Regions from separate parts of the Mus musculus genome. Here region 1 is linked to region 2. The links are chromatin loops, found by intact Hi-C in ENCODE. Cell type or tissue: heart. All regions are shown on one strand. Links, peaks and the distances in the headings refer to the core of each region. The heading gives the core; the rest is flanking DNA. Region 1 overlaps Adgrf1 (adhesion G protein-coupled receptor F1). Region 2 overlaps Adgrf5 (adhesion G protein-coupled receptor F5).

Region 1 (12,559 bases), core at 4,457-6,956, 72 kb after region 2:
GACATATAATTAGAGCCACCAAAGGGTAGCGAGAGAACTTACTCGTTACAGTGCTTGCTGCAAAGGCATGAAGATTGGAGTTTGATTCACTAGAAGTCATGTGGAAAAGCTTGGTGTTGTATATTTGTAATCTCAAGGCCGAGGACGAAGAAATAGCCAGATCTTTGGGGCCTACTGGCAAAGCAGTCCACTTTGAAAGTTCCAGACCAATAAGAAACCCATCTTAAAAACAAGGTGGGTAGCTTCTAAGAATCAACTCCCAAGGTCAACTTTTGGCCTCAACACACACATGCACCCACAGAAACACACACACACACACACACACACACACACAGATATGCACATATACTCCCTTGTGTCCGGGTTTACTGGGTAGAAACATTCCAACAGGAAAAGTGGGAATTACTGCTGGGCTATAGAAGCCTCAGTCTTGTGTCAAGGTGCTGGTGACATCAAGTCCATAGAAGCTGGCCTGTGCCCAGGTTTGTGTCTTATGAACATTGCTGAATACTGAGCAGTAGTTGGTTGATTGCCACGCCAAGGGACAGCTGGAGTCCTCTTTGATTTGGGATTTGAGACTTGGGTTGGCAGGGAAGCTATGGGGGTGGGAACAGAGCCCCAGGCCAGGGAAATGTAGCTTCAGAAGCAGAGAAAACACACTCTTCCCTCAGTAACCCTCAAGGCCAAGGTTACAGTCTTTACTTTCTGCAATGCTGACAACAGCAACAGCTTTGAGAGGGATTTGAACTTGTTTTTGTCTTTGAGCCAGTCTCACTCTAGCTCTCAGTGCCTTTGAACTCCTAGAAATTCCCTTGCCTCTGCCTCCCAAAAGCTAGGATTAAAGTCATGTCCCACCATGACTTGTCTAGGGTCATGAATCTAAAAACAAAACAAAACAAAACAAAAATACAAGCAGGGTTTTATTTGTTTAAAAAAACATTTTATTTTTATTTATGTCTGTGGGAGTATGTGTGTGTGTGTGTGTGTGTGTGTGTGTGTGGTGTTGTGCTTGCTTGTGTTCATAGGCACAAGAGTGTGTGCAGATGCTCATGGAAGCCAGAAGTGGGTGTCAAATTCCGCAGAGTTAGATTCCAAGCAATTATGAACAGCCAAACATGCCTGCTGGGAACTCAGGTCCTCGGCAAGAGGCATCTTTCCACCTGGTTTTGAAAGATGGGATCTGCGTTTCCAGCAGTGAGTGTGTCTTAGTGGAATGAATAAGACAAGAGACCTAAAGAGGCAAGTCTAACATGGGAAGGGATTTTTGCTATCTGCTGCGCAGTTTTAGAGTAAGGATAAAACAGATGTTAACATGTGTTATAGCTAACACATATTGAGCACTGAAGGTGCTAGAGAATTTAGCGAGAATTTTGCTACCTGCACTATTTATTTACTTCTCACAGCAACCTGGAGGGAGGAGCTCGGCTCTCCTTATTTCACAGTCAACGACTGACTGGGGCTGAGGAGAGATGAATTACCCAAGGATTTATGGCTAAGCATAAGTGCTGGAAGTAGATAAGTTGCTCAGCAGCTACAGGAGGTGACGGTCGTCCACTTCCTCAAATGAACAAATAAACAAAAGCAATATCCCTTTGGGAAGAAGAAGTTTCATCTTATTGCCTCATAGACACACCTCCTATACGGCTACTGATTATACTCCGGATGTAAACTATGGCTCACTTCAACACTCGACCAGATGTGTATTACTGTCTACGTGGGTACCCACCACACCTGCAAGGCCAGGATAAGAAAAATACATTCCCATATGGTATGGGGGAGTGCGAGGCCGGAAAAGGTCTGGATGCTGGTGTCTGGGCCTCAGTAGGGCCGAAAACAAAAGCAGAGAGAGAGGCAGATTAGGAAGAAATGGCAATTCAGAAACCTAGGAGCCCTGCACACTTAAAGATCTCCTGAACCCATGGTCCTTAACCTACAGATCACTACCCTCTGGGGGTAGAAAGACCCTTTCACAGGGGTCGCCTAAGACCATTGCAAAACACAGATATTTATATTATAATTCATAACAGTACCAAAATTACAGTTGTGAAGTAGCAACAAAAATAATTTTATGGTTGGTGGCAGGGTGTGTGTGTGTGTGTGTGTGTGTGTGTGTGTGTGTGTGTGTGTGTACCAAAACAGGAGAATATTAAAGGGTCACAGCATTAGGAAGGTAGAGAGCCATTGAACTAAATAGAAGTCTCTTTCTTTCTTGTTTGTTTGTTTTAGGGTGTGTGTTTATGTGTGAACAAGCACATGCCTCCGTCCTGTGTGCCACAGGCCATTTGGCAGTCAGAGGACAGTTTCATGAGCTGAGTCTCTCCTTCCACCATGTGCGTCCTGGTGACTGAACTCGGTCATCGTGCTTGACAGTAGACCTGTACCCGCTGAGCCATCTCACCAGCCCTAAAAAGTCTAGTTTTTGTTAATTAGGGAAAAATAACTAGAAAATTCTTTTGGCTTATAATTCTTCAGTTTTCTTTCTCTTAGAAGCCTTCTTTTGCTACTTTCATTTTTACCTGACAAGGGGCCATTAACATTTACTATAGGATAATAAGCAAGAAATAGAAAAGGCAGTGTTTCTTTCTCAGCCCTCCCATAGACTGTACTTCTCTAGCTTTTATTGTATTATTTTATGGTGTGTATGTGTGTGTGTGTGTGTGTGTGTGTGTGTGTGTGTGTGCAGTGAACTGAACCCAGGTGCTCTGCAAGAGCAGTGGGTGCTCTGAACTGCTAACTCTGATTCCTCCCTTTAAGATTAGGCAGACATTTCCCAATCTAGATGAATAGAAGGCCCCATGGTGGGCACTCACACATGTGTGTGCATGTGTGTATGCATGTGTGTGTTTGTGTGTGTGTGTGTGTGTGTGTGTGTGTGTAAAGCAGAGAAGGGAGATCGATTCAATGTGGCCACAGTGGAAAGAAAAGCAGTTAACAGGACCCAGTGTCTAGAGACCTGCCCCCTCCCCCAAATCCATCTTTCAGATACTGACAGCGGCTTCAAGTTTAAATAAAGGAAGGATGGGGAGGGAAAAGAATTGCGTAATTCCTCTTACTGCCCCAGTGTGGCACAGCAGGAGTGGCTCACATGATTTAGTAGATGGCACATTGTCCCTGCACAGTTGAAGATCTGAGTTTGCTTCTCCGACTGAAGAAGAGGATGAAAGTGAAAAGTGCTACTTGAAAATCCTTAGTACTTCTTAAAGTACTAAACGGCTGCTTGGTCCTACTTCTCCACCCCCATTCCACAGCTAGTGCTACAACAGCCCATCCAAGGACGTCAGGGTAGAAATGAGGTTGGTGTGCATGCATTGTCCTCTCTAACGAGGCCTTTCCTTTAAGCACCCTGAGTTACGCCAGCAACCATGCTGCTCACATCAGCACTCACATTAGCAAGAGCTGCCATTCCTCGGGTGCTCATCAAATAACAGGAAGTCTCCTAAGAATGTTAAACACGCAGGAACCCAGCGACTGCTTAGCCCATGTAATGCAGACCTGCAGCAGACCCCCCCCCCCGTGTATCTGTCTCTGTCTCTGTCTCTCTCTCTCTCTCTCTCTCACACACACACACACACACACACACACACACACAGCTACTGTTACTGTCAGGTTCCACACGAAACACTCCCTGTGTGTATCTACCCAGCAGATTCCCAGATACCAGGGTTTGTATCAAAGTGGGTATTGGTGGTCACACTGTGAAAAACCCCAGTCTTCAGAAAGGTCTAAGAAAAGGAAAAGGATCCAGTTTCCTTCTCTTCGGAGGCTTAACCTGTTAAGCGGTCTTTGTAGCAATTGAATTTGCCTCAAAGCCCCTAACTTGCTGCTGTCCATCTGTCTGTCTGTCTATGGCACTGATAAGTCATCTGATAAACTCCTTAGCTCCGATAATCCATCTCAGGATCCATCTTGAATGTACATATAATCTGTGCAAGGGATAGGGGTGAGGGCTGCTCTATGGGTTGGTGTTAGAAATGATGTCCTTTTGGCTATTTAAGCTAAGGCTCCCACTGCAGCTCAGATTTGCGTCAGATTCATGAACCTCCTGCTCCTGCCTCAGAGAGTTGAGAGATGATGGTACCCAGATGCTTCCCTCCGGTGCTCACACCCCATGACTTTATCTCTTGGCATTTCCTTACACTAATGCGTCCAAAGCTTGGCAGGGTAACCAAGTCGGCACAGTTAAGTAACTGAGCCAGGCATCTAACCCATCTCGTTCATATTACATCACCTGGAAAGCCTCATCCAACAGCTTTATTCAGACCATTTTCCAACATCTTCCTGATTGTTGAGACTCAGAAGCGCCAATGACCATAGAGAATGAACCAGAATGAGGGGCTCATACCACCCTGACCTTCCCATACACAAGAGGCTTCAGAGCCTCCTTTACTCCCTAATTATCAAGTCTCTGTCCTCTTATAAACTCCACTCAGGTTTTCAGTTGAGTGCCTGTGAACTTGAGTACCCAGGAGTTAGTTGAGTGTGTGGAAACACAGGTCCCTGGTGTATGTGTGTGAGTGGGTGAGTGTGGGTGTACAGGTAGATATTTCTCAGTTTCTTTCCACCCTACCCTACTTTTTTTTTTGAAACATGGTCTCACTGATGTGTTTTAAAAAGATAAAGAGAGGGTATATGTTCTATGGAGGTGTGGTAAGGTGTGTGTGTGGGGGGGAAAGGGTGACTCAGGGGGCCCATGCCGAGGCATCCCTTCTCCCTGAGGGACCAGCCACATGATGGTACAGTATAGAATAGAGTTTATTCAGGTCATGGAGGCAGAGAAAGACAGAGAGAGTAGAGAAGTAGAAGAGTAGAGGATTAGCGGTGGGCCATGAGCAGGTGTGTGGGGGGGAATGGGGAGAGACGTGGGGGGGGGGGAAGCAGAGAAAGGGCAATAGAGCAAGAGAGGAGCAAGAGAGGAGCAAGAAAGCGAGGAGGGGGCAAGCAGCCCCTTTTATAGATGGTCAGGCCTACCTGGTTGCCAGGTAATTGTGAGGCAGAGCGATCTACCCACTTCGGCCTCCTCGGTGCTTACATTAAAGGTGTGCACTGCCATGCCCTGCTCCATGTTAGGATTTTGAGGCCAGGTCTCTTACAGAACCTGAAGCTCACTGTGTAAGACAGTCTGGACCATGGAGCTTCAGGGACCCTCTTGTCTCTACCTTCCCAGCGCTGGCATTGCAAGCACACACTCCTGTGGCCAGAATTGTTTACATGGATTCAGGAGAATCAAGCTCAGGTTCCTGGGCTTTCAGGGTAAGCAATTGAGTAAATGGGCTATCTCCCCCTCCTGAACAAAGCATTTCTAAGAAGTCCTTGATAACATGGATTCTGCTGGTCCGTTTGGGGCAAGATTTTGAGAATCATTCTCTAGTCTAAGAGAAAGCAGGTCTTGAACAAGTCTTTCTCTCTCTCTCTCTCTCTCTCTCTCTCTCTCTCTCTCTCTCTCTCTCTCTCTCAGACTCTAACATCTCAACAATGGTCAAAACAAAGTCTGACCGTGCCTCTTTATCATTCCTTTCAAATTCAGAAGCAAGGGTGGGTGCCTGGGTAACATTCTCTCACTCTGGTGAAAGAGATGGTAGATGGGGCTAGTCCCTGGCCAAGCTGACTCCAGGAAAACTGAGTCACATTATCGCCAGCACCAGGTGAGGCTCTCAGACAGCACAGTTATCCTTGGCAGAGCCTGGCAGTGTGTTTGTTATGGAATTCAAAAGCTGCCTTCCCCAGGCCCTGGTGAGGGATGTGGCTGAGATCTAAGGACCACGAAGCCTTATCCGCAAGCCCTCTGTGAGCCTTGGCAGCACATCACAGCAAGGGGATCCTCTGCTCTGGGTCAGAGCATCAGTTCGAATTCCAATAGGGTGTCACCGCCCACTCAGTTGGCATAAGGTAGCTAGCTGTTGGCAATGTTTGCATCAATGATTCCTATCCAGCAAGATAAGGTCTTGCCAAACCCACTCGGGCTGGTATTTTTTGGTGATAAGTTTCTCTTCTCCCAGGGTGTTAACTGTGAAGAGACACAAAACCATAGAAAGCCGGGGCTTGAAGGGACCTTTGAGGTTATCTATTGAACGCAGGTTTGCAGCTTCACAGATGAACTGTGGAAACAACAAGGCAAGCTGGGTGTGGCCCTCCCAGGGTTTCCCTGACCCAGAGAGAATGCACCCCTTCATCTCACAGGAGCCAGTCTGTGGAATGGAATCCCTGCTCATTTAACTAGGTTCAAATCAGGTAAAATGTGGACCTATCATAGAGTTAGCAGTATGAGTTATGAGAACCTTCCTATATTTTTTTTTCCTGATCTAGCTTTCCATCCAGCTTGTCCCAGTTTTCAGAAGACTCTGGAATAAGCTAAGTTGTAGTCGGTAGAGTGCTTGCCTAGTGTGATAAGGTCCTGAGTTCAGGTCTCAGTACCCCTGTAAGCCAGCATGCTTCTTGTTGGCATCAGAAGCTGTTTATAGTCAATCTTCAAATCCAGTGATGACGTCATCCCTAGGTGACAAGGACCCGCTTGCTCTGTTGCCATGGCAACCACCACCCAGTGCACCTCACTTATGCTCCTTACCTTTGCACCTTGGTGCACATGATTACAGCAGGGGCCAAATAAAAGGCAGAGACCCCAACCCCTTCGCCTCTTCTTTTCCCCCTTCTCTTCCTTTATCTGCCCAATACATCTCTTCTGGTGGGACTGTGCTGACCTGGTGTGATCTGTCCGGGTAGGAGCTGCTGTCTAACACAACACTTTGTGGTCCTGGTGATCCAAGCATTTAGGAGGTAGAGGCAAGAGGATCAGGAGTTACCTTTAGCCAGGCAGTGGTGGCGCTCGCCTTTAATCCCAGCACTTGGGAGGCAGAGGCAGGCGAATTTCTGAGTTCGAGGCCAGCCTGGTCTACAGAGTGAGTTCCAGGCCAGCCAGGGTTACTCAGAGAAACTCTGTCTCAGAAAACCAAACAGCAAACCAAACCAAACTGAAACGAAAGAAAAAGTTACCTTCAGTTACATGGAGAGTCAAGCCAACCTGGGATAAGTGAGACTGTCTTAAAGTGTGTGCTTTGGTAGAAATGTGTGCCTTGGGGAGGAGTTACAGCTTGATGGTCATGTAGTAGTAGCATGATATGGGAGAGACCACTGGTTCAATCAAAAGAGTGCATGCGCATGTGAACAAGCGCATGCGCACACACTCACAGAGAATCTGAGCAGGGGTAGGGAGAACTGCCCCATGGTTTGGTGGTAGAAATAATATACTTTTCCTGTTTGAGCTAAGGTCTCCCTGCGTAGTTTAGATTTGCCTCAAATTCATGAACCTCTGACTTCAGCCTCCAGAGAGCTGAGGGGTGACTGAAATGGGTCTCTGTACCCATTTTAGAGATGAAATCTTTTAAAAGACAACCTCAGAAGTTCAATTTTAACACCCCCCCCCAAAAAAAAACCCCAAAAAACCAAAAAACCAAAACCTAGAGCTGTATGGATATAATGGCACGGTCTTCGCTGCTTCCCTGAGGCAAAGCCAAGTAGAAAGAGGAAAAGAGAGACCCTGCTAGGCCTTAAATGGAGCACAGAAATAGATGTTGGCTGATGGAAAAAGCTGAGGTGAGATTCCGTTGAAATCGTCTTCATTCGCCAATATACTTATATACAAGAAAACTCCCAACTTCGAGTGAGCTCCAGGGAAGGTGTAGGCAAAGCTCCCCAGGAATGAAGGTAAAGACCTAATTTTATAACATTTTTATGGAGTTCCGTATGTGTGTTCTAGTAGAGTCTATATATGGTCTAGCTATGCGTACAGGGCTGGAAGGCCTTGGGAGAGTGTAACTCAGTCTGGGACTGCAGAGATAAGGAGGAAGATCTGTTTACTGTTTCCTGGTCCCAGGGCCCAGCCTGAGCCCCAGGATAGAGGGCAGAGGCACTGTGCTGAGTAGTTTCCTGTTGACTTGACACAAACTGAGGTCACCTTGGAAGAGGGAACTGAGAAAATGCACTCCCCCCCCCCCCCCCAACCCCGGGAGATTGACCAAGTATCTGGGGCATTTTCTTAATAAATAATTGCTGCAGGGAGGGGCCATTCCACTAGGGCTAGAGCTACCCCTGGTAGAGGTAGTGCCGGAATACACGCGCGCGCACACACACACACACACACACACACACACACACACACACACACACAAGCTAACAAGTCATGAGAGCAGTAAGCGTATTCCCTCCAGGTCCCTGCCAGGCTTGACTCGGGGCCTTGGTTTTCCTTAGTATCCGACTGTGGTGGGGATGAGTAAGACAATAAGCCCCTTCCTCCCCAAGTTGCTTTTGGTCATTGTCTTTATCACAATGCTAGAAAACAAAGTGAGCCATGCATTCATTGCAAGGCAGCTCCGATGATCTCTCCTGGACAGCATTTGAGCTCTAAGTCTCTGCTGAGGATGCAAGTCACCTGTTTATGGGTGTTAGGCCTTAAGAACAAAACCAAAACCGCAAAATGAGCAACGCAGCCACTTCAGGCGTAGGGGTAAAGCGCAAACCTTACGCAATTCTCCAAAGTACTTTGTTCCTAGCAGTTAAATCTGAAAAGCACACGGGAGTACCAGTCAATCTAGCCCTAAGGTCCTTGACTCAACCCTGTATCCACTCATGATGTCCCAAAAGTGTACCCAGTTCACACAGGCTGGTTTCTAGCAGGTGAAATCGCTTACAGAACCAAGCAGATTCCCGCCTTGCTGAGAAGCAGCCCTCACAGTTTATCAGCGCCCCGGGGCACAAATCCAGGAAACAGAGGCATTGTTTGCCCCTCAGCTGAGCTATTATGCTCTGGTCTTCCTAATCTTTCCTACTGAACAGAGAAAGGCTTCAGCAACATTCCTAATCAGAGAAGCAGCATCAACACTGTCGCCCCCCACCACCACCCGGGCACCACCATCCCCCGCCCCGCCCTCACTACCCCAGCGCGCCTCTTGCCCTGCTCCCCACCCCCTCCCCGGCCGCCCCGCTTCCCACCGGCGTCATATCCTTTGTGCTAGGGACACAATTAAGCTTTCAAGGTGTCTGCGTGAGTTTCTTGGTCAGAGCCTGCCCCCTCAAGTTAAGTGACCGTAAGTACAGTTCAGCTCAACAGCCTTCTTGCCAAAGCTTCGTGTTTCCGAGAAGGAGGAAAGAGGTCTGGGAGTTTTTAACTGACGCCTGCTTTGAGCTGAGAAACTTCCTAGAGAGTGGAGCAAGTGGCCATCTCGTTTGCTCTGGAAATAGAGCAATAAAGGCGACTCTTCTTCGGAGTTCTTTACAGAGTTATACAAAGGCAAACCTTTTTTTTTAAATTAAAAGTTTATTTTAATTAAAAATATTAGTGTTTCACTTAGCATATACAAAAATAGTTCCCCCCTACACTATCCTCTCCCCCAGCCCCCACTTGTTCTCTTTCTCCCCCAGATATCTCTTCTGCCTTTATGCCACAGACATGTGTGAGTGTGCATTATTAGCTTTCAGGGAGGGAGAGAGGAGGGGACACACACACACACACACACACACACACACACACACACACACTCTACAGGTTGGGGTTTGGAAGGGTCATTCATTTCAGACAATAGACCATAGCAGGAGTTCAAAGGCAACGTTTTGGGTCCACAAGACAAAGGATGTCTCTCCTTTCAAACGTTTCTAGTGTGGGCTGGAGGGGGCTATACTGAGAGGAAGCAGGCTTAGTTAATATGTGACCCATACAGCGTAGGCGAGTGTTGAGTCACTAAGGCACTATGGGAGAGTGGGGCCACAGTCCAGCTGCTTCAGATCCCATGCTCAGTGGAGGTCTAGGCCCTGTGAGAAACCCTCTCCGCTTGGGTCTGAAGTGTCTGGGTACTCAGTCTATCACGTGCATGTATAGTGGAGCTGAAGAAATTTGTCTCTGACCTTTACATATTTTTAAAAATACCACAGTATTTGCACTAATTCTTTAAGAGTTCCATATTACATATGTTGATCATAATCACTCCTGACTCCTCCCCACAACTCCTATCAGACCCACTGCCTCCTCCCTACCCCACTACTTAATCTCTCATTCTCTCTCTCTCTCTCTCTCTCTCTCTCTCTCTCTCTCTCTCTCTCTCTCTCTCTCTCTCTCTCTCTCCCTGATACTATCTTACAACAGATAGTGTCCTGATCCTCTGGCTCTTACACTCTTTCCTCTCCTCTTCTGCAATGTTCTCTAAGCCTTGGGTGTAGGGGTCGTGTTGTAAATACATTGATTGGTCATTGGCCTAAGAGCCTGTTGCCCTCAGCATTTGACCAGTTGTGGGTTTCTATGATGGTCCCCGTCTGCTGCAATTAGAAGCTTCTTTAGCCTTGGGTGAGAGCTACTCCTACCTGACGATTAAAGGACACACGTTTAGAATAAAGTCAAAATGGTTTGGAAAAGTGGCTTTTCTGAAGCACCCTGCTGATCTTTGACTGCCCATACCTAGGAGCAGAATACAGAAACCTTATTGGGCATCATGTGCCTGGGGGGGGGGAGGGGGAGTTTGGTGAGTCTTGCTTCTCTGCTGGAGTGATCTAGATAATGATCCCAGCACCTGCTCAAAGTCAATGCCTTTGGGTTTTTCTCATGATAGAATTAGATATTTAGAGATGTTACTTTGGACTCTTCCGTAGAAAACATGAGACTTGCCTCTCTGTTGGTGTTCACTTGGTCCCTTCTTTTCAGGATGATGATACTTCCCTTAGTTACTTGCAACATCTCTTGGTCCCAGTAGCCCATCTTTCGTCATCTATTTCCATAATCTACTTCCAAGATGGCGGTAGGGCGCAGTTGTCTGGCCACTTGGCTTAGAAAGGGATCTGGGACTCTCATTGCTCTTTCTTTAAAAAATGTATTGGGTGCTCATGAGCTCTTGTGTGCACTCCGGCATGTGTGTGTGTGTGTGTGTGTGTGTGTGTGTGTGTGTGTGTGTGTGTACATGTGCCATGGACAGCATGTGGAGTCCAGAGAACAAATATCCTGTGTCAGTTCCATTTTTCCATCATGTGGGTCCTGGGTATAGAACTCAGGTCCTCAGGCTTGGTAGTTGGTGTTTTTAACCACTGGGCCATTGGGGGTAGGCAGCCCATGCTTGTTTCTTAATTGAGATTGAACCAACTGCATTATTCTGTCCTTTATCTACTTCACCTTTTTGCCTTAAAAAGAAAATCCCATTGACAATAAAATCAACATATTAATTGCCTATAATATGCAACATGTTTTGATTAGTGCATACATAGCCAAGCCACCATTATCATCAAGACACTGTATGTATATGTCACCTCCCAGGGGAATTTGCATACTCCTTCCTTATGCTGTGGAATTCACCACTCAAACTCCACCCTAAAATGACTGACCTACTTTACTGTGGACCGTCTTGCCTGACTAGGATTCAGGACAAATAGAATTATGCAGTGCTCTCTAGGGTGGGGTTTTAATTGTTTGGACAGATATTTTAGTAAGTGTATAGCACTATTTTATTGGTGTTTTAATTTTCCCTACCTAATGACTGGAGATACTGGGGTGGGGGGGTGCTCATTGACAAAGACTTGTATGAACAATGTATGATATTTCTTAGCTCACTTTGTAATTAATAACATTTCTATTTAATTTGGAATAAAGGAGGCAGAGTTGAATCACTGAAGTCACCTACTGGGTTTGTCAAAAAGATTAATTTCGTGTATGAATGTTTTGTCGGCATGTACGTCTATGTACCGCATACGCATGTTGTGCTCATAGAAGTCAGAAGAGGGCAGTAGATCCCTTGGAACAGGTGGTTGTGATCCCCCACGTGGGTGCTGGGAATTGAGTCCAGGTCCTCTGCAAAAGCAACAAGTGCTCTTAGCCGCTGAGCCATCTCTCCAACCTCAGAGTAACCAGTTTTATCCTTGGACTCCCAAGTCACAAAGTCTCACCTGACTCTGTGCTTGTCTTCACTGCCTGCTGTGTGGCTCTGAATGGCATGTTGCTCAAAGAAAAAAATTGCCCTTGCTTGTGACTCGTGGCTTTATTCGGTTGATAGAAACTGGGTTAATGTGATGTCACTGGACGAATCTCCAGTATGAGAAAGTGCATACATGCCTGAAGGGGAGAAAGAAGATGAGGTAAGTCATTGCTATGAGTCTTGATTTTAGTTATAAAGTAAAACGACAAAAAGACTATGGGACGTCTTTAACCTGGAGCTTGTTCTAGGTGATGTTCAAGAAAACCACAGAACATGCTTGGTTGAGAGGGACAGCGCTTCACAGACACCATGGAAGCTCGCATTTGTCAACCATCTACCCCTGGAGATGACAAACGCTATGTTTTTCAGTTACTGCTGGAAAATATGATAACATAGACTTCAACCTAGTGCATGGTTTGCAGGAAAAAGCCTCAGAAGTCGTCTGTCTTTTCCTCCAACTGTGAGGGAACAAATGTTTAGAACGGTAGAGCCCCAAGCACTGTCTGGTTGGAGGCAGTGAAAACAGAAAGCAAGAGGCTGGGGTAGGTACAGTTTCCAACACTTGAACTATATTTGGAATTTTAGTATGCTTTGTCGTTTTGTGAACCTTTTTATTGTTT
Region 2 (12,559 bases), core at 6,209-8,708:
AGAATGCTTAGACATAATAGTTCCCTCCTCTGGGTCTTTTCCCCCTAGATTCTAGATGGCTCCAGTGGTCAGACCATCTACACACACACACACACACACACACACACACACACACACACATACTTTTTCTAGCTTTGTGGCTGTAGAGAAGTTACCAATACTTGTTGAGCCTTGCTTTCTTTTCTGAGAAGTAGGAATAAGGACAGTGTCAATATCATAGGATTATTACAAGATGTAAGTAAACTTCAAAATGGCAGAGGGTAAGCTCTAATTAAATTTTAGTTAATATAATTTATCATGCTTAAAACCAAAGGTTGGACAAGGGAGATGGCTTCATGGGTATCATGTCTATTCTTGATTATCAACTTGACACACTTGGGAAGAGGGAATCTCAGTTCACATTGGCTTCTGGGCATGTTTTGATTGCTGATTGGTGCAGGAGGGTCAAGTCTAGTATGGGGCAGGACCATCCCAGGCAGTCAGCCTGTGCTACATAAGAAAGGTAGCTGAGTGGGCATGCCAAAGGGAACACAAGAGGAAGCAGTGCTCCAGTTTCTACTTTAAATCCCTGCCTTGGCTTTCCAGGATGGACTATAAGCTAGAAGATGAAACACAACTTTTCCTTCATGAACAATGGATAAAAACACCCTTCTGTGCAAGCATGAGTACCTGAGTTCAAATGACCAGAACCTATTAAAAAAAAAAAAGTTGGGCATGACTTCCCAGACACAGGACCCCAGCACTGCAGGGAGCAGAGAGAAAAGAATTGCTGGGGTTTGCTGTCTTCCAGCCTAGCTTTAAGTTCAACTAGAAATTCTGTCTCCAGAAAGTAAAATGGAGTGACTAAAGAAGGATGCTAAACATCTTCCTCTGGCTTCTATCTTGCAGGTCCATGCATCTGAACACACACACACACACACACACACACACACATACACACAAACACACACACACACCAGGATACCAAAAATCCTCCTCTGGCTTCCACACACACAGGTCCATGCATCTGAGCACACATGCACAAGTATGTACACACACACACACACACACACACACACACACACACACACACACACACACAGAGAGAGAGAGAGAGAGAGAGAGAGAGAGAGAGAGAGAGAGAGAGAGAGAGAGAGAATCCTTCTACTGATACTAAGCTGCCACCTTAGTTCCACCATCAGATAGTGGTGTGACCTCAAACAAGTTATTCAACCTGCTTGCTTTTCCCCTAATCTGTAGCAGGGGGATAAGTGCAGCCTGCTCTACAAGGTCATTGCCAAGGTCAAATGGTTATTGTGGGTAGAGAACAGAAAGCGCCATTTAGAGTCAGAGGCCACATTGCTTGGGATACTTGTCACTAGTCTATACAGTGCCACTGGGTTCTTCTCAAGTCCGACCTTTCCAACACCCACCTGTGATGAATAGTTCACTTTGCTGACGGGGTCAGTTCCCACCCAATAGCTAGTAACCAAGCCTTCCCTTACTATTGTGGCCTTTCTTGTTGCCTCCAGCCTGCAGGGAGACTCCTGGGGTACATATTACTCCTGGGAGCAAACTCCCCTCCCAGAGCCCCATACTCACATACAAGGCTCAGTGAACAAGCCCCATTTCTTTGATGGCCCTACACACACTGATATGTCCTTTCCTATGAACTCCACACATCTTTGAATGCCACACCACGCTAAGCTTACCCTCATCAACTGGGTCCACGGTGGTTCCCTCGTTTGTTCACTCTTACACTCTCGCTCAACTGCAACAAAATTCCTGAGATACATTACACACTCTCCACCAGGACAATCAAAGGTGCTGTGACCACTCACATTTCACTGGCAGCGAATCTGACCTCAAAGTCTGCCCTTGCCTATGACGGCTTAGGAGACATTCTGGAAAACAGAGCTCCTATCAGGGAGCCAATCTTCCCTTGCCTAAAGCATCCCTCCATACTCTCCTGCATCTGCCTCCTCTTCCTCTCCCTTTCTTTTCTTTCAAAATTGTAACTATTAGGGTTTTGTAGAGACAAGGTTTCTCTGTGTAGCCCTGGCTGACTTGAAATTTACTCTGTAGGCCAGGCTAGCCTTGCACTCAGAGATCTGCCTGCCTCTGCCTCCTCCATGCTTAAAGGCATGAGCCACCACACCCTTACTCCTTTTTCAACTAACAGTTTTCCTGGCTGGTCTCCCTCTCCATTCTAAGCTATAATTTGGGGAAATTACCAGCTGTGTTGTGTGTACGCCTCTTCTTGGAGTCCTTAAGGGACGCTGGCTGAGGCTGTGTAAGAGAGGAAGGGCAGGGAGCGTTCTATGGACATGGGAGTTCACAAATGCTCTTGCAGAACTAGAGACATGATGGATGGTGACTGGAATTTCAAAAGCCCAATTGCTGCTTCCTCTGCAGTGAGTTGTCCCAGAGGAATGTAAGGATACAGGAACTGAAGTCACGCAGTTGATGTATAGGGTGGTTCCTCTCGGTTTCCCCTGCCTGTGGCTTGGCCCTATGCCCAGATAGAAGGGAGATTCTGGCCCTGCAGTCCTGCTTCTATCCTCCATGGAGGCCTCGGAAGGGCTAGCCACCTATGTACGTTCTGAGGTGTGTTTACTAGACACCTATGTACATTCTGAGGTGTGTTTGAAGGACACAGACAAACGCTGCTGGCTACAGTGTGTTAAAAATCAAAGTATATTTCACCCATAATGCTGAGTATCTCAAGGCTTTGTGAGGACAGAATTTTTCCTTTCCTTCCCACACTCTGACTAAGCTCAATAACAGATTGGGAGCCTTGGTGACCAGTGCGTCCCATGTGTGAAGGTTCCTTATGGGGGTCACAACCTTCTCAAATCTTTGTAGCACTGGTTCTCAACCTTCCTAATGCTATGACCCTTTAGTATAGTTTCTCATGGTGTGGTGACCCCCCAACCATAAAATTACCTCCTTTCTACTTCATAACTGTCACTTTGCCTCATAACTGTAATTATGAATCATAATGTTAATATCTCTGTTTCCCAATGGTTTTAGCCCACCCCTGTGAAAGGGCAGCTCAGGCCCCCAAATGTTTCATAAACTACAGGTTGACAATTGATGCTTTAGAGTAACCATCTGCAGCTTTCTGGACTCATCTTTGCAAGGTACAGCTCTCACATCCCATTCCGCTTGCCCTGATGTACCATACTACCCAAAACTGGGATGTCAGGTCCTAGGGCCTTGATTTGAACAAGCAAAGGCTAGAGTCACATTGTGAGCTGACTCCCACTGCTCCCGCCTATTAGCTGGAAGAACTACCCTCTTCTTCTAAGCTCTGATTTCTACCTGCTAAACAATACCAGTGCAGAGGTGTATAATGTGTCTAATGTGGTCTATGGCAGTGGGGTGTGCTCTTGTGTCCCACTGCTCTGGGCTCCCAAGGACCAGCCTTGCCATCCTGAGTCCTCAGGGGGTTCTAGCTTGGGTAACTGAGAGTCTGGCACTTGCTTTTTCTACCAAATTTTGTTCTCTGGCTAAGAAGGGGAAATGGACTTGGATCACAAAGCTCTTCGGTGTTTTCAGATTAGACAAAACAGCTCACTTGAATCTGTCTACACACTTTTTACAAAGTGTGATCGCCAGATAAGGCTCTATGCCACAACTCTGTCCAGTGGGGATTTCCTGATGGCATCACTTCAGCCGGGAGAAACAAGGTCACCAATTCCAGGAAGAGCCCCACCTTTCACACAAGATGGCTTTCTACATAATTTTGGTGGAAGTGAGTGGTCTGGATTTGGGGAAGGTAATCAATTGGAAATAAGAGTTGTGTGTTTGTGTGTGAGTATGTGAGTGTGTGTGTGTGTGAGTGAGTGAGTGTGTGTGTGTGTGTGTGTGTGTGTGTGTGTGTGTGTGTGTATGTGAGTGGCAGACAGAGGTTAATTTTAGATGCCTTCCTCAGTTATTCTTTGCCTTGGTTTTTGATACAGAGAGTCTTTTTAGCCTAGAGTTCACCAATTCGGCTGGGCCAGCTGGCATTGAACACCAGGGATCCTGCTCTCTTCATCCTCCCCAGTGTGGGTGATGAGTGCATGCTAATATATCTGGCTTTTAAACAGGGATGCTGAGGAACAAACTTCGGTCCTTACTCTTGCACAGCAAGAACGGTCCAGCAACCGAGCCATCTCCCCAGCTTGAAAGGTAGATGGCAAAATCTAGAGGAACAGATGCCAAACAAGATGCTCAGCAGGGACTCCAGCTGCCACACATCTCAGCCCCCATCACCAGAGCCTTCCACTCACTCATTTGTTAGCCTAGAATGTCAAGCTAAACTTTTGCTTCCCAATTGGATAATTATCTTACAAAGATTCCTCACAGATGGCTAGCAGCATACATCAACTATAAGGACCAATTCCTTGGCCCTTGGTGAAAGCACACATGTATGATCTTTACAACAAGCCGGACAAGGGATGTGAGAGGGCAGAGGTTCAGAGATATAAGAAAAAATAATGAAGACTCTGAAGTTTGTGTGTGTCAGAGCTGGACATCAATCGAGGTGTGATGCCAAGATTAGACATGTGCAGCTTGTTGCTGTGGGTGTGATCACTGGGAATACTTCTGAAAGAGGGGATAGATTAACCTCAATGTGGAAATCACACCACGTCTTCTGAATAACCACTAGGGTACAGGTGCAAATGTTTCCTCCTTAATCCAATGAGCAGGATTGTTCATTCTTCTGCTTGGCTTGTACCCCACAAACCAGAGCTTAGAGGAGACATATTGCGCACATTCTTCAAATCATGAGAATGGAAAACAAAAAGGACAAAGAAAACCTAGACCCTAACATGGGAAAAGGAAGAAAGCACATACAATCTTGGAGACAGTGAGTCTTCATTGTCTACTTGACCGGATTAAGGATCACCTGGGAGGTGGAGGCACAACTCTGGGCTCGGTAGAGGCATTTCCAGATAGGATTATCTGATAACAAGCTCACCCTGGTGTTGTTGGCTTCACCCTTATGATAGGGAATCCAAGAGGATGGAGCAGAAAGAATTACAGGGGAGAAAAGAAAAGCAACCAGCAGTTCCTTTACTCTGTGTCACAGCTACTGTGAACGCAAACTTAGTGGTCTGTCATGTCATTCCTCTATGGAGTACGGTCTCTAAAACTGTGAGTCAAAATCAAAGCTTTTGTCTCCAAGTTGTTTACATCAGACATTTGTTACATCATCAAGAAGTCGATAAACACAGTCATAAAACAGAGCACTGAAAGTAAGACTTCAAACATACTAAATGTGAATAAATTATACTCCCTGAATCATAGTCTAGTCTCCTCAGATTAAGTTCAATACAAGAGAAAAAAATCTGAAACACAATCTTTTTTTCTGATGCCCGTCATAAATATCAACCAATTTAATTCTCATAAGAATCATAGGAAATTGCTACTGCTGTTCGCATGATTCTATAGGTGAAGAGTCTAAGATGCAGAATTACACGTCTGATCTCCCAGCCTGCAGTGGACCTTGCCTCTAGTATATGAAGAAGTGAGATAAAGAACCCACATGAAGCAATACACCCATCACCTCCCCTACTTAGCTAAATGCTGCCTGACTTCCCAAAGACAAATGACTTTCATTATTCATGAAGAGTCCTAGACACTACCCGTGGCCCTTTGGGGCTGTTAACCTTTAACTGTGCTACGAACACAGAGACTAATGGCTTTTAAACTGTGATGCCTAATCATGGCCAGCTTCCATGTGAAGCCTCAGCCAATCAGGTGTCTCCAGCCTTTCAGAGATGGCAACTCGATGTTGTTGATGTTGTCTACCACGTTTACCGGGAAGAACCCTTCGATAGGCTTACATCATTTCTAAACCTGTTTTAAGTAAACTTACAATTTTGGGTTGATCTGCAGTTAGAACTTTTCTTGCTGCACGCAGCCCATCAGCCTGCTGGGATGTGGAGATGGTAATCTAGTGAGGGAAGCTCTCCTGATACTAGTGATTTCAGATTGTGAAACAGTTACATTTGCAACACTGTCTCAAAATCCCCTCCTACCCCATTGCTTCAAAGAACTGTTTTCTGATTGTGACCTTACCGGGAAATCAAAGACCTGGGCGGAGGAAATGACTGCAGGTTTAGCTTTACTCACTGAAGGTTGAACAATGGGCTCTGTTGGTGTGCTCAGCGCAGCTTCTGAAGAACAAATCACAAGAAGCAGGAAGTAGAACGTGAAGGTCCTTGGCGATCTCATGTCTTCAGGTCTGAGTGGCTTCGCCTGAAAGAAAGGATGGTGCTTTAGTGACCCAGTGATTGATTTAGGAAAGGAGGGAAGAACTGACAACCCGTGTCCTGAAAGTCACATCACTCAAGGACCTTTGCAATAGAGGGGAAGGGAAGGGGAGGGCAGGGAGATGTCAAACTGAGGGAGAAACATCGTCTCTCCTGGGGAGGCAAACATGTCCCAGAGGATGGGGAGAAGTGGGTGTTTGGAGATGTTAACGTGAGTAATACAAAGGTAGCAGGTTGGGGAGTATAGGTTCTGTGGACATGATGAAGGGTGGGGTGAAAAAAAGAGGGGAGAAAATGAAGCTAAAGAAAGAAAGCAAGAAAAAGAGATGGGCAGTTTAGTAAAAAAAAAAAAAATGCTATTAGGCTGAGTGATGGCATTGTGAGAAAAATGCTGCACAAATAGGAGAGGGGGGATTCTGCATCTCCATCACCCGTGGAAAGCCAGGCGAGGTGGCACCATCATAAATCCTGTGCTGCTATGGACACATCTGAAATGAAACGCACAGAGCCTCCGAAAGCTCCTGGCCAGCCAGCCTGGCGCACACAATAGTGAACATTAAAGAGACCCTGCCTCAAAGAGGTTAAAGGTGGACGTTTAAAGTGGTTTTCTATCTTCCACTCATGCAGCACGGCATATGCACACCCCACGCACATACACGTGCACAGAGAGATCCGTTTAATATGATGCACTATACGGACTGTGCCATAAAAGCATTCAGAGACCTCACCTCGCTCTTTTGCTACATTCAATGCACTTTGGTATTTTCAAGTCTACCCTGCTCTCTCTTTACCTATTTTTTCCTTTTAATTCTATTAAAATAAAACCATTCAATTGGCCCTTTGACTATATTGATAGTCTAGGACTTGTTAGTATTTAGTTATAAAAACCTCTCTCTGTAAAGTGCTGGAGATGCAAAAGGAGGCCTTCTTGTAACCAATGAATCTTTGCTTTATTTGAAAATCAGAGAAAATAATCCCAACAAGTACATCCAGAAATAAAAATGAAAACGAAAAAACAAAAAAAGGCTTGGTATAAACCCTTCCTTTCTGACTTTGTGTGTGTGTGTGCGCACACTCTCCACCTTATTTTATGAAGGAGGTCCTTCGGTGAACCTGGACCTTATCCACTGACTCGGCTAACTGGTCAGCAAGCCACAGAGCCTGCCTGTCTACCAGTGTTGAAATTACAGAATGGCTTTAATGGGGGTGCTGGGGAGGGGGGTGCTGAACATCATGGTAACACAGCAGGCACTTTCCCCACTGAGCCATCTCCCCAGCCCTCTCCTCATGGTATTCTATACCCATGTGTGCCTGTGGAAACAGCCACAGGGAGATTAGGCTTATGGTCTAGGGGGCATTATTGTGACCCATGTCCTGGACTAAATCTTCTATTGACCCCAGTGCTTCCTCTACAAAATGCAGGTCATTATATTTTTCTCCCTTAGCTCTCTCAGAATTTCCTGAGACGCAAATGAGATGAAAATCCAGGAAGAAGCTCCTGAGATTCTGATTCTGAAAAAAAAAAAATAATAACAGGATAAAGCAGGAAAGAGAAGAATTAAAAGAACGAAAGCACAGTGAACATGGCTGGCAATGGTCATCATCCCAGTGGGTTGTGAAGGGCAGAGGGCAGCCAGGAGAGCGCTGCAGAGAACACCAGAGAATCAGGATCAGGGTGCCACATGATGAGGGCCGAGCTGCACACATCAGGAAGAACTGTATGTCAGTCACCAAGAGACAACTGCCCTTTCCCCTTCCCCAGTGGGATCGAAGGAAACACAAGGCTTTGGGAAACACTTTGGTTTGCACATCTGGCAGTGGATGCATTTTTCAAATTCTTCAACTCAGTTATTTTAGGACAAGGTTTTGTCATTTCAGTTCTGGGGACAGACGTCACAGACCAGATGCATCTGCTGCAGGGACAATGACATATCACGTGGTCTTTATGCACATTTTTGGTGCAGGGATAGGTAGGATGATGGAGTCTGTTGATAGCAACTATCTCTGCAAATAAATCAGCCCATCCTATATCTCCAAAGGATACTTGTTCAGGAGGCAAATTAATCTTCTCAGGCCCCAGCACAGGACATTATATACTGGTTGGCACCACAATGAGGCAATTCATCAAGGGTCTGAGAACAGTTAGACTTCCTTAGCCCCTGAAACCTAAGGAGGGACTCAGGCACAGGAGAGACTACAGGAAACTCCCACTCTTTACTTCCCAAATGCTTCAGTAAATCCTTCGTTTGTGTTTTGGATTGACCCAAATGGGCCAACCAGTGTATAATGTCCTGGGCTGGGGCCTGAGGAGGTTAATTTGCCTCCTGAGAGAGTATCCTTTGGAAATAAAGTCCCTAAATGGTCACATCTGATACACCAATATAGGGTGTGGCCAATATAGTCTCATCTCTCTCTACTTCTAGCTTCCTTTAAGATTGGTCTTGATAAAGTTTAAACTCTTCATTCTGTTGAGACATTTGGAGAAAAGCAACAACACATTGTTTGACTCATTTGGGGGTGTGTGTGTTTTCCAAGAGACATAGATAGAACCCCAACTTACAAATATCCTCTGGAATGAGGGACAATTGTCAGCTATCCAGTAAAGAAGAGGTATTGTCTGGAAGACAGGAAAGTCACACTCTGGAAGGAAAGCGGTATTCTAACTAACCGACAACTAGTATGACAAACTTGGTCAAAGGGAGCACGGTGCCAGAGGGAGGCCACTTTGACTATTCGGGCTTCATCAGGGAAGAAACTTGAAGCTGTAACTCCTCTTAGCCTGCCACTGGTCTTATTAACATGTCTGCCCCCCAGCTCATGGAGTTCTCACCTATGAGGAAATCTGCAGTGCTCCATAACTTAGCTAACGGGGAAAAGATCCACACTGATAGAGTTGACACCTGGCGCTACCTCCCACAAATAAGGCCAAATATGGTCACAAGTGCCCTTAGTTGTAATGCCCCAAACGTGCATAATGCTTCTAACATTCCTGGGGTAAAGTTCAAAGACACAGAGACAGAAAATTCTTTGCTGTCATTCCTAGTTAATCAATTCTTAATTAATTAAAGTATTGGACACTCTACTTTAAGTCACCTACTTGTGTGAGCTGGCCTATCACAAGACCAACAGCTGGGAAATGTGGTCTAATTCCCAGGATTATCCCCGTCATACTGAGCAACTTCCTCGTCAACCCAGACTCGGTCTTCAAGTCTACGAAGGCAGAAGACAGGAAAGTGCGGGATGATGTCACATTCCGGGAATAAGTCATAGCAGTTCTCAGCAACACACGGACCATGCCACGTCTGGCTCCTCAGTTGCCAATAGTGACGGTGCCTTGTGAAGTGGCTGTGTACCACAAAAGGCTCAGGGAAGACCCAGCCTGTTTTCTTGAATCTGAGAGGCAGCCTACATCCGAAGACTGGCTTTTGTCCTACAATCCTGTCAGCAGTCCTGGATAACTTTGATTAGGGGTGAGGAAATGGGCCTCCTGCAGGGTTCAACTCCTGTCCATAGAATGGTCATATAATGAACTACCACAGGGATGTCAAGTCCCTTCCAACAGGGCCACTGTGGGATTCTTTTTGGAAATGATTGGTTTTGGTAAACTTCACCCAGCTCTGTCTTGCCATTTTCTCTCATGCACCCCTCATGGAATACACACAGCTATCTTGGATTTCCAGATGAAAATACTAAAGCTTAGTGCTAACGATCTCACAGCCAGCTAAGGGTGGAGACGGTTAGAAGCAAAGCCGTAACCAGCGATTGTTTAGATTCCAGCTAATCGGATTTTCCTATAGCCTGGTGAACCATGTTGATAGGACTTTGGATAACTGCAGATGGGAAATGGGGATCACAGTCCCTAGGCACAAGGTGGGGAAGCATGCCCAGGGTGGTGCTATGCTCTATGAGGGTGGCACCCTCCGGGCACCGTAGTTCATGCCTGTAATTCGGGGAAATAAGGGCATGAAGATTTGGCTGCCTAGTGAGATATCATCTCTAAAAATAAACAGATTGCATCACTTAACCCTCTAGGCTACCCAGAACTCTATGAGACTACTAAGTCGTTTCTACTTCACTTCTCAGATACAGAAGTGGAAACTTTGTTCAGGGCTCAGAGCCTGGTACAGGATAGTGGAGAAACTGATTACCAAGTGACCTAATGTTCCAGGGGAGGGGCATTTGAGGCAAGAGAATTTCTTGATGAAATAGCAATAATAACACGTGGAAATTTTTCTCCAAATGGAGCAGGTAATCAAAGCATGCATTCCCGAGGCCACCAGTTATTGGTGTGACACAGGGCAGATCACGTTATCTACTGAGCTAGAGCTTTCTTATGAACAAGGGCAAGAATTTGACAGAGCATTGAGTTACAGCAGTTGCCCTTGGAAAATCTTCTGACTCCTTTAAACACATACAATTCCGTACACGTTTTGCATCTCAGATGCAGCCTTGACCAGTTTAACTTCTAAATCCAACTGAAGCCATCTACCTCTGATATGTGACCTGGCCCAGGCCTCCCTGCCTGACCTGTGTTACTATGGCAACAATAGCCACCACCCTTTTTCTTTGTCCCACCTCAGATGAGTCTGTCACTCTCTTTCTTTAGTCCTTCCCTGCTAAGCTCCTAATTCTTTTCAAAGTAAAAGTACTATCACTGGTACCCAAGGCCCCCATGATCTGACTTTTATTTTTTAATAATGTGCTTAGTAAGCATTCCCCAGCTGTCCACTACTGATGTTGGCTGACATCTCGGGCGGTATCTAAAACAGGGCAAGAAGTTTTTCCAGTGTTCATACAAAAGCAAAAAGTCAAACCAAAACCATTTTTGAGCGTGAACGGGAACAATTATCACCAAACTATTTTTAAGTGGTTGGCAACTAAGATAATCCTGCCATTCATTTGGCTCTCATTAATCTTCATCTCTCATAGGCCCAGGAGTCACTGTAAATTCAAAGTTTACCCACCCACCGTGTCCAGGAAAGGGCTGCCTCCTAACTCAAGTCCCTTGATACCCGGGGCTATAAATAGTCCCATTCCCTGAACACCTACACACACTAGTGCAGGCCCCGGACCTTCCTGCTTGCATGACACGCATTGTTCCATGAAGCCATGAATCCCTCACCCATCTATTCATGCACCCATTTATTAGGTCCTGACAAGTGCCAGGTGTTCCGCTGGGCTCAAGGAAGTGGCAGTCACCGAGACAGTGGGTCCTGTTTCCATGGAGCTTGGTGTCTAATGAAGCAGACAGACAGCACTAAAGAATCAGTCGCTTGAGTCACTGCAGTAGTAACAGTTCTTGAGCAGTTGTTATGTACCCAATGCTGAGAACCAACTATATTCCATCGCTTCATCTTCATAACAATCCCTCTGAAGTGTTTCAGGTGTGCTTTCTAATTAACAGTATGATCTAAAATTAACTGAGCCACATAGTGGGTGCTTAAACAACTTTGAGCAAGAATCTAAATGTAGGACGCCTAAAGCCAGTGTGGATCCTTTGAATAGTGTGCTTAACTTTCTGGAAAGCAAAACTAACTAACTAACTAACTAACTAACTAACTAACTAACTAACTAACTAACTAAGACCTGCCCCAGTCTTGAGCTTATGGAAGGTGCCTAGCATAGTGTTTAAATAAGCATACATTTCAATTATCTTTAGGAGAGAGACAGAGAGAGAGAGAGAGAGAGAGAGAGAGAGAGAGAGAGAGAGAGAGAGAGAGAGAATTAGAAGTTTCCAAGTCAAAAACACCATGTGCAAGGGCCCTGGGGTAGGAGAGAACATGGCTCATTCAAGGAGCTATAAGTGGTTCAGAGTGCCTGGACTTCAAAAGAGCAGAAGACAGATGTTCTGTGAGGTGAATGCCATGGTAGGCAGACCTGATATTGTTGACCACATGATTAGTAAGATTAAACCAAGAGACAGGTGGGAGAAAAGACTAGAACCAAACCCAACAGAATTCCAGATAGTCAAGTCCAGGCCAAGAGGACGATTGTTCCTGGATATTTAGGAACAAGGTTAGAGTGACAGGAAGTGAAGGGGGCAAGTCGTCATATCCCTGCCCACTTATAATCCCAGTGTTTGTGAAGCTGAGGCAGGGGGAATCTTCAAGACCAGCCTGAACTACACAGTGAGACCCTGTCATCAAAACCAAGCATAGAAAACTACAGCAATGAGCACTGAGAATAATGTGAGCCAAGGAAGTTTGGCATTTGGGGAGGAGGATGTGGCCAACAACATCCAGTGATGCTTTAGTCCGTAGAGGAGGACCTGAGGATGCTCACGGGGCCTTCAGGTGGGATGCTCTCTCATGCAG

Evidence for each region. Hi-C counts contacts between places; a loop is a spot of excess contacts. Peaks named below come from ENCODE experiments on the same cell type or tissue, not always from the same donor. Only the 100,000 strongest peaks of a DNase experiment are listed, where the experiment ranks them.
Region 1: a loop joins it to region 2, with 2.4 times the contacts of the local background. A loop is called at or near these places in 3 of 42 quality-filtered maps.

Annotation. Positions count from the first base shown.
Region 1 is chr17:43,323,362-43,335,920 of GRCm38, reverse strand. It overlaps Adgrf1 (adhesion G protein-coupled receptor F1), which reads right to left. Exons shown (of 16, transcript NM_133776.2): 16 at 11,515-12,076. The coding sequence ends at 12,003. Among named protein-coding and RNA genes, the nearest start is that of Adgrf1, 59 kb to the right of the region's middle. In heart, for the core only: no CTCF peak of the experiment used is centred there; a DNase peak (open chromatin) is centred at 6,000; H3K27ac peaks cover 1,542 bases.
Region 2 is chr17:43,397,590-43,410,148 of GRCm38, reverse strand. Adgrf5 (adhesion G protein-coupled receptor F5) reads right to left here. Exons shown (of 21, transcript NM_001081178.1): 2 at 6,106-6,231. The coding sequence starts at 6,207. Among named protein-coding and RNA genes, the nearest start is that of Adgrf5, 14 kb to the right of the region's middle. In heart, for the core only: no CTCF peak of the experiment used is centred there; no DNase peak of the experiment used is centred there.